Linked DNA regions of Homo sapiens: region 2 is linked to region 1. The links are chromatin contacts, found by Hi-C or POLR2A ChIA-PET in ENCODE. All regions are on one chromosome and are shown on one strand. The core of a region is the stretch at or near the end of the contact, and the rest is flanking DNA. Distances in the headings are between cores, read along the strand shown.

The links. Hi-C counts contacts between places; a loop is a spot of excess contacts on that map. ChIA-PET counts read pairs that join two places held with the same protein, here RNA polymerase II (POLR2A). Pooled maps may share reads with other maps.
Region 2: a loop to region 1 is called in a map of naive thymus-derived CD4-positive, alpha-beta T cell, with 12 times the contacts of the local background. The contact joins the promoter of KLHDC10 here to the promoter of SND1 in region 1. A Hi-C loop is called at or near these places in 1 of 168 maps with a recorded cell type or tissue (naive thymus-derived CD4-positive, alpha-beta T cell) and 6 of 50 pooled maps. POLR2A ChIA-PET finds 5 or more read pairs at or near these places in 2 of 52 experiments (activated CD8-positive, alpha-beta memory T cell and activated T-cell).

Annotation. Positions count from the first base shown.
Region 1 is chr7:127,649,654-127,654,298 of GRCh38, reverse strand. SND1 (staphylococcal nuclease and tudor domain containing 1) reads right to left here and starts at 2,105. Exons shown (of 24, transcript NM_014390.4): 1 at 1,848-2,105. The coding sequence starts at 1,925. It overlaps SND1-DT (SND1 divergent transcript), which reads left to right and starts at 2,467. Exons shown (of 2, transcript NR_186577.1): 1 at 2,467-2,626. RefSeq lists enhancers at 1,887-2,066, 1,891-2,509 and a silencer at 2,307-2,556.
Region 2 is chr7:130,068,379-130,073,023 of GRCh38, reverse strand. KLHDC10 (kelch domain containing 10) reads right to left here and starts at 2,490. Exons shown (of 10, transcript NM_014997.4): 1 at 2,215-2,490. The coding sequence starts at 2,380. RefSeq lists a silencer at 2,286-2,455 and enhancers at 2,556-2,745, 2,776-2,975.

The DNA.
Region 1 (4,645 bases), core at 856-3,355:
TTAGGTATTACAAATGAGACAATATGAGCAGAATAGTCAGCACAAGACATGACAATAAACAAGTAATTGGTGATATTCAGTATCCATGGGGGTAATTTGTGGGCAGTCACCGCACAGAATCCAGATGCCCTAAAAGCCTCCAGCATTGGCGGAAACAAAACTATGTTCAGCCTCATTCTATTCCCATTCCACAAATGAGAGAGACCTTTAAGAACAATTTAAACCTCAGCAAGGAGAAATCTCAGAAAGATCCACTCTTTCTTACTGCCAAACCCAACACCGGAGAGCCAAGAGATGTTTTTGTTCCTATGGTGAAGAGAAGATCAGTGCAAATGAAAAAGCTAACGAAAGAAGAGCCACTTTAGGATAATCCTTTCATGGGTCAGGTCAGTATTTCAGAGGAAAAATATATGCGGATCTTGGAAATTCTCTTCTCATTCAGTTTCAGATCAGTTCTGACCCTCCATTACACATAAACAAAAGGAAAAGGCAGTACTGAAAATCCCAAGAATCTTGGCTGGTGGCAGACTATTACCTTAAGAAATGAGCACATGGGAATTGGGCGAGGGGATCTTAAAATCAGCTTTACACACACATAAGCTGCAGAACATTTTAATCTTGTGAAAGATAACAGGGTAATAAAATAGAATTTTTTTTAAACTGGGTCTTGCTATGTTGCCCAGGCTGATCTCCAACTCCTGGCCTCAAGCAATCCTCCCACCTCGGCCTCCTAAGTGCTGGGATTACCACCATGAGCCACCGCACCAGGCCTAAAATAGAATTTTTCAAAACTTTCTACAACAGCAAAACTTGTGGAGCCTTGGGAGAAAGTATCACAAAAGATATTTGCTGTTGCAGATACAAATGTCAGAACTGCAGTATGAAACGACATCTAGAAGTTTACAGTCATCATAAACCAGAAAATTGGTAAAACCAAGAAATGTCAGGTTCCAAGATTTGGAAGGGTTTTGGGGAGGACAACTGGGGGCAAGTGATAAACTGAATTTATATTATCAAATTATCATGGAGCTAGGAGTAAATTGTAAAAATAAACTTTGCAGGTTCAAATTCAAAATTGAAGAATTTTCAAAAAGTTGAGGGTATATAAAATCAGGCAGAATCTATAGTGCTATGAGCACTAGACCAGGAATCCGAACACTTGGGCTCTTGCTATGGCTCCAACCCAAACCACCATGTGACCTTAAGCAAGTCACTTGCCTTCTTCAAGCCTATCTCCTTATCTTTAAGGGACGGGAGAACAATGATGATTACTAAGATTCTTGCCGGCCTAACCTTTTAGAAGTCAAAAGTACACAAAGATCAGGAGCTTTCAGGTCGACACAAGAGGTGGAGGGAAAGAGAGGAAAAGAGGGCCACAGAGTGAGAAAACTTGGGAGTCAAGTAACAGCGTTTGTGGGAACAGAAAAGTTTCATGATGGCCAAGTACTAGTAGAGAAGAGCCGATGTCAGGATCTCGAAAAACTACTAACTACTCAGCATATGTCAAAATGAACAGAAAGACGGGGGATGGGAGGACAGATATCAACGAATTGTCTCTGTTAATCAATCAGTAATCGATCTGTCCTGGTAAACAGACAGGAGATCCGAATGCCGCAACCTCGGAAATCACTGTGACCCCTGATGTCAAGGTGTCCGGGAGGCAAGGAACAAGGGGACTCCGTGTCTGCTTCCGTCTAGTGAGAGGATTCGGAGAATCGACGAAAAGTGAGGAAGGGGGCAGAGGAAAGGGGATCTGGGACATGGAGCAGGCTGGCGGAAGGTGGAGTCAATGCCTGACTCCCGCCCGAAGGCAGGCAGAGGGGTCGGTGTCCGGGGCCCGTTCTCACCATCTTGATGATGCCCCGCTGCACGGTGGGGACCGCGGGTCCCCCGGAGGAGCCGCCGCTCTGCGCGGAGGACGCCATGTGTGGAGATGCAAAGGCAACGAGTGGAGCGGCTGGCCGGACTGGAGGTGTCAATGTGGGTGTCGGTGTTGGTGAAAGGGAGTCGAGGCGAGGGGCAGGCTGGCTACCAGCTGCGGACGGTGGACGGGACGGACTCGCCGGGCGCTCACAGGAGCAGCAGCGGGACACGGAGCGAAAGAGACGCGATCTCCGCCGCCGCCACACGTTCTACTCGCCGCGCAAGCGTGCCAGAGCGCCACCGCCCTCCGCCCAATTAGCGCCCAGAGCCCGCCGGCCCTCAGGCCAATAGGCACCCTGCTCGCGGAGCCCCGCCTCTTGGTCCCCAAAACGGTGGTGAGTTCCAGGAAGCGCTGAAAGAGTTGATTTGCAAGGATGGGCTAAATATGGGGCGGGACTTCCGGGGCAGCCGGAGTAGGTAATGTCGGGAGGTGTAGTGGGAAGGAAAGGACACGTCAGCATCTGGCCGCGGGGCGCGGGGGGCCATGGGAGCCCCAGGGGCGGAGCCAGCCGCGCCCTCCCGCCTGACCTCGCCCATGACGTCCTTCCCCGCTGGCCTCAGGGGCGCACACTTGTATACCCACCTAGGTGGGCGCCGCTGTACCCGGGAATGCGGCCTGGGAGGGTGGAGCCACGCAGGCAGAGTCCTGGAGGAATCTCCGTACCCGCTCCACTCGACTTCCGACATTTTACCTTGGCTAAAAGTATGGAGAGAACTTGGAAAATCAGAGCTTTGTGGAACCTCCTACCGATGTGGGCTTTGACCTGCCACGCGGCCGCGCGCCCTTTTTGTAGTCAGAGAGTGTGCCTCGCCCTTGTTTGTGTCGCTGGGGTCTAGCACTTGTGAGGCGTTCCATTAATGTTTGTTGGTGGGAGGAATAAATGTCTCAGAGGAAGGACATGCCACGTATACAGGGGAGAGTGACCCTCGTTCTTCGGTCTCTTCCCAGCTGCTCCCGTGACGTTAGGGAAAAGGCTCGCTTCACGCTCTCACCCGACCCAGTGTGAAGCGCCTCCAGCCACCGGATACCTTCCCTAGCCCCAGTAAAAAGGTCGGGGAAGGAACGGGAAAGCCAAGGCCTACAAATATTTAAGTGACTGTTTAGCGAGAACTAATATTCGTTGAGTGCCCACTATGTGGAACCAAGGACCTTGCATGTGTTATGTCATTTAATCGTAAAACTTGGCTCTACACTGAAGACAGTACTTCCCTTGCAGTTCTTTTTGTTTCTTTGGTTTTGTGGCTTTTTTGAGACAAAGTCTCGCTCTGTCGCTCAGGCTGGAGTGCGGGGGCACGATCACGGCTCACTGCAGCCTTGACACTCCCAGGCTCAAGCGATCCTCCTGCCTCAGTCTCCGGTGTAGCTGGAGCTGGTACCACGGGTCCGCGCTACCACGCCCAGCTAATTTTTTTTTTGTAGAGCTGAGATTTCACTATGTTGCCCAGGCTGGTCTCCTGGGCTCAAGCTATACTCCTACCTCGGCCTCCTAAAGTGCTGGTATTACATGCATTAACCACAGTGCATGGCCCCTTGCTCTCTTAAAAGATTGTAAGTTTATTCTCCCACACTAAACATATCCCAGGGTTAAGTTTTGAGGTCACCTTCTTAGATCCCTAATTTGCCACCCTTTTCCAAAAAAAAAAAAAAAAAAAAAAAAAACCTCTGTGGAAGTTGGTTCCATCAGATTATACCCCTCTCTATCTCGTGGCTTTTTATCTACCGTACCCCTATTTCTACCGTGTCATTCATTGAAATTGTTAACACTTGGTGCACGGTCTTCAGCCAATAATCCTGAAATACTTCAATATCTACGAGCATGACTTATCCCATACCCTGACCTCTTTGCTCCTTGATCTCATCTTCAGTAAACTTGACCTCTGCACCAATTTAGGACGTTCTCCAGACAGATAAAACACCATAACTTCATAGGTACGATTGTAAACTCAAACACTTTGTCTTTGATCATAACTGCTGTCCTCTCTCCCTTCTCATTCAGTTAATTATCTTATATCTTGTATTAGTTACATAACAATTTGCCCCAAAACTTAAATACTAAAGAAAACAATAAGCATTTATCTCACAGTTTTTGTGGGTAAGGAATCTGGGGTGGGTGCCTGCCTTTTCCTCCAGGTCTTCTCTTATAAAGCTGCAGTCAAGGTGTCAAGGGGAGTTGGGAAGGGGACTGTGGTCTCATCTGAAGGTCCTCCTCTGACTGAAGGTAGATTGCTTCCCAAGCTCACTCATAGTTGCTGACAGAATTCAGTTCCTCAAGATGTTGGACTAAGAGCCTCAGTTTTTCAGTGGTTCAGTTTCCTTCTACATGGGTCTCTCCATAGGGCAACTCACAACATAACAGCTGGTTTCCATCAGAGCAAGTGAGAGACAACAGAGGACAAGCGTTAACTAGAATTTAAAGTCCCTGAACTCACTACCCTTGCTTTACCAGCTCCCCTCTGCCTTCTCCTGGATCCTTGGCTAGACTCCATGCACTGTCCATCATTTTAGCCCCTTTCCTACCAATATCTTCATCTGTAATTCCCATTGTCTTTCACTGGGCCCACCTGTCAAAACCTCAACTCTAGGCCCTCTATAGCTCTCTACTTTCTTCAAACCTACCACTTACCTGGAGAAAACACTCAATTCTGCAGGTTGGTGCCACAGTGAATTAATTAATGGGCCCTCACACGGTGCCTGGAATTTCTTCTCTTTATTCAGTCAGTT
Region 2 (4,645 bases), core at 1,241-3,740, 2.4 Mb before region 1:
AGCACTTTGGGAGGCTGAGACAGGCAAATCACCTGAGGTCAGGAGTTCAAGACCAGCCTGGCCAACATGATAAAATCCCGTCTCTACTAAAAATACAAAAACTAGCCTGGCGTGGTGGTGGGCGCCTGTAATTTCAGCTACTCAGGAGGCTGAGGCAGGAGAATTGCTTGAGCCTAGGAAGTGGAGTTGCAGTGAGCCGAGATCGCGACACTGCACTCCAGCCTGGAGGACAGAGTGAGACTCCATCTCAATAAATAAATAAATAAATAAATAAATTTAAAATAAAAGGTTTTATCTCCAAGGCCCGTCAACCAAGCCTAGACATCCTATTCCTCCCCATCACCTAAAATCTTTTAAAATCTATCAAAATGCAAGAAAAGGGAGAGGCTTAAAATGCAATACCTAGCAGAATAAAGAATTGGTATGAAAGAATTTCAAACTACATAATACATTGAGGTATCAGATGTGTCCCAATTTTGAGAATGAGTAAAGGAGCAATGAAGTGTCAGTCAAGAGAAAAGGGAAGCAGAAAAAAGAGACTGATGACCCCGCTTTACAAATTTTCACAGTTTAGACACGTTTATCTTTACCTCCGGATAAATGGCTGTTCTTGGTCTTGTGTGCTAAGGGAATGCAGAAATAGCTCTACACTGAAGCCCCTTAGCAGAAATCATGGCTTCCACTGCCATCACGTGGTTGAAGTGAGGAAGTGCACCAAGCAGGTTCTAGGAACCTAGGAATGCCTACTTGAAGCCCATGGTATAATTAATCCGTGATCAAAGACCTAAAGATTGCGGTAGTAGAGGGCAAACTGGTGACAGTGTTTGCTAAGAGATTCATCTTCTAAGCTGCCAATACACAAAAATCTAAGTTTTTATTATTAATTGGGAGTAAGAAAAAAGATTGCTCCTTTTTTCTTTTTCATGTTAAAGATCGTATATTTAGCAATTCTAGGATGCCCAGTCTGATATTAACGTCTCAAACCCAACTTCTGGTATATTATATGACTACTTACAAATGCCTCGATTTAATGCATATAAATGGGGTAATGTACATTTCTAGCACACATCAACAACCTCATCACGAACATAAGCAATTGTCTCATTAAATGTGCTAAATTCCCTTTGTCATCTTCAATTTAATCAAATAATAATTTTTGACTAGAAGTATAAGGTACAGTCTTAAGCACAATTCATAAAAACCAATTCATCATGTTCTCAAAACTCATCAGCTAAACAAATATATCACTAATATAATCAATATTATTCACAAAAAACACGATGAATAATTAACACATCATTCCTGATAGTTCTTTTCATAGTAAAAATAAGCTTGCCCAGTGGGATATTTGACGTTCTCTGCATTATTTAATTCCCTACCTTCCTTCTACTAGATTGAATATTCAATTACAAACATACCTCTTTAAAATTGTCTACACATACATATCCACTTGATTTTATTTTGTTTTCAAAAGCATCTGAACTCAAGGCTAGGGCACTGTAGACCAAAATGTCAAATAATTGTATTGGGTACATTTTTCCAATTCTCAGTTGTTTTTATATTGTAAACACAGCATAATTGTGTCACTAAGTATATTTTTGATCTTCACTTTCTCCCCTTAAAACCTAGACACCATTATCCTGTCTCTGAACATTCCAAAATATTAATAATCCAACTAGTTTTCCCTAATCCTCTAGGTTCTCTTTCCCATACACTCCCCAGCCAACACTCCCCCACCCCTTTCTTCCGTTTCAGAATGCCTCTTACACACACGCCCCGTGTAGTTTTTACAAAATCACTCCTTGGAATGCGTTTCCTTCTTCTCTCCTTAACTTGGCACCCTTTTTGAAATAATTTCCCACAGCTAGGCGCCAATGTCTTTCATTTACAAGATCAAACTGCGGAAGGGGAAGAGATTGGGAATCGAGTAACCGAAACATTTGGAAATGTCAATGAGACAGTGGCCTCTCCTTTGAAAAGAAAACACAACTCTCAGCACAGAGCTTTCAACAGAGCACAGATACTTTTCTTCGCTGTGCTCCTGTTCCCTCCCTGACCTCAAAGACACCTTCCCTTTTCTCTGATCCCCAGTCCCTCTGCTATGCGTGGGGCCTGCCTTTCCTCCTCCCAAGGAAAAGCAAGCCAGGGAGAAAAAGAAAAGGTAGCAGTCACCTTCCCGCCCGCAAGCGGTCAGGACCCTGTCCCACGACTCACCTGGCAGGTGCGGCCGCCCGGAGAGTTGCACGAAGCGGTTGAGCTGGCCAGTCCCCCGACCCCCGCTGCCCCCACTGCCCCCGCCGGCCCCGCTACCTCCGCCACCAGCGCCGGCGGCGCCTCCTCCCCTCCGGCGGTTCCTGTCCCAGCCCTGGGCGGCCGACATGACCCGCTAACGATTGCCGCAGCCCGGTCCCGTCAGCGCCTGACCCAGCGGAACCAGCGGAGCCTCCTTCCTGGGCTCCTCCAGAGACCCAGGAGACAGGGGAAGGGGGCAGCGCCCGGTCCCACCAGAGACCAATGACTTACCGCCTTGGTGAAAGGCAGCCAATGGTCAGTCGTTTTCTTGGTAGGTGGCGGGAGGCGGAGAGAAACGTGGTAACCATAGCTATGGCTAAAAAAAAAAAAGTAGGGGGAGAGAAAGGCAGAAGCAGCCACTCCTAGCTCTCATCGTCCGCTCTGGGCTGGCCGGCGTCACCCCGACTCCTGCGGGGCCAGGCGGGCCAATCGAAGACCGAGTGTCAGAGGCCGCGCCTGCGGAAAGACTCCCGGGGACGGCCAGTGCCTCAGTCTTGGTTAGGATTCAGGAACTTTTTCCCATAAACATTGCAATCAGACACTGGATATACGCATAATACACATATTTGGGGGCAAGACGGTATTCTGCCAGCTTTTCAGATTGAGATCCCATTCACTGATGGTTGACACACACAAAGGGCTTGCTTGGGGTCCGGGTAGGTGAGGGGACCCAGGGGCGGAGTCAAAGCTAAAATGTAAGAACCAGATATTCCTGGGTTTCATTTGTCTTTCAGTCGGCTTAGCTGCATTTGTCCCTGTATAAGCCACGTCCCAATCAAACAGTTTTAAACCTGGTTAACAAATATGGGAAAATGTTCACTCTCACCTGTAATCTTAGAAATACAAAATAAAACCCCAATGAGAAACCATTTCTGGTTTATTACATCAGTAAAGACTTTTCAAATAACACCTGGCAGTGTGTGGAATGCCAAGAAAAAGGTATTCTCATAGATGGCTGATGGCTCTGTAAATATTTTTGTTCGCTCAAACTCCTTTTGGCTAGTAGAAAATTTTAATCAGCTTGGAAGATATATAATCAAGAGGAAATGTAAAATTAAATAAAAGGCAGCAACGGGTATGGAAGATCAAGATCAAAGAAAATTTTTAATGTGCCGATCAGGAGTTTCTATTGTTCCAAAATTAAACAGAAATTTTGGCTTGAAACTTACTGGGCGCAATGCAGACTGGGAAAACATACTATACACTGATGTTTCTGAATGATAAGGAAAAAGCATATCAAATTCCTCAAGGGAAACAAAACTTTTCAAGGTCCTTAGATGTGACAGATTTTTTTTTCTTTTGCATTAGAAGAACCTTACATGGTTGCAGAGAAAAAAAAGAAACTCTGCTGGAGCTGAGGACAAATACCCTTTGTACCTGGTGTGCAAATTTCTGGTCGCCACTGGCACTGCCTCCTTGTTTTCCTACTTCCAGTCCCTGTAGGCAGAAATGTTTTAGTCACTAGCACCATAGCACGCTGCTTATGAAAATGTTTGAGACTTGAAAAAAAAAAAAGCCTATGGTTCTAAAATATAAAAACCAAAATTAATATATGTTAACTGTTTTTTTTTTTTTTTGAGACGGAGTCTTACTCTGTCGCCGAGACTGGAGTGCAGAGGCATGATCTCGGTTCACTGCAACCTCTGCCTCCCAGGTTCAAACAATTCTCCTGCCTCAGCCTCCCAAGTAGCTGGGATTACAGGCATGTGCCACCACGCTCTGCTAATTATATTTTTAGTAGAGATGGGTTTTCACCATGTTGGTCAGGCTGGTCTCCAACTCCCCATCTCAGGTAATCCACCTGCCTTGGCCTCCCAAAGTGATGGGATTACAGGTGTGAGCTGCTGCGTCTGGCCAGTTTTTTATGTATATAGGCAAAATGCAGTCTTACACATTTTACATGTTTAACCTGTCTAATCCTCACAGAAATCCTATGAAATGCTGTTTTCCCAATTTGCAAAGCAAATTTGTAGAGATAGGGCAGTGTGTGGGGATGAGGGGGTGGTTTTGCCTTGTTGCTCCGGCTAGTCTAGAACTCCTGGCCTCAAGCCATCCTCCTGCCTTGGCCTTCTAAAGCATTGGGTTATAGGCATGAGCACCACGCCCAGCCAAAGTAGATTCTTAAGTAACACTTTTTAATTAATCAACTGGGAGAGATGAAATAAGAAAATAACATATAAAGTTTTGGTTGGGCGCGATGGCTCATGTCTGTAATCCTAACACTTTCTGTAATCCCAACCCTTTGGGAGGCCGAGGTGGGTGGATCACCTGAGGTCAGGGGTTCAAGACCGCCTGGCCAACATGGTGAAACCCGGTCTCTACGAAAAATTCAAAAAAATTAGCCAGGCGTGGT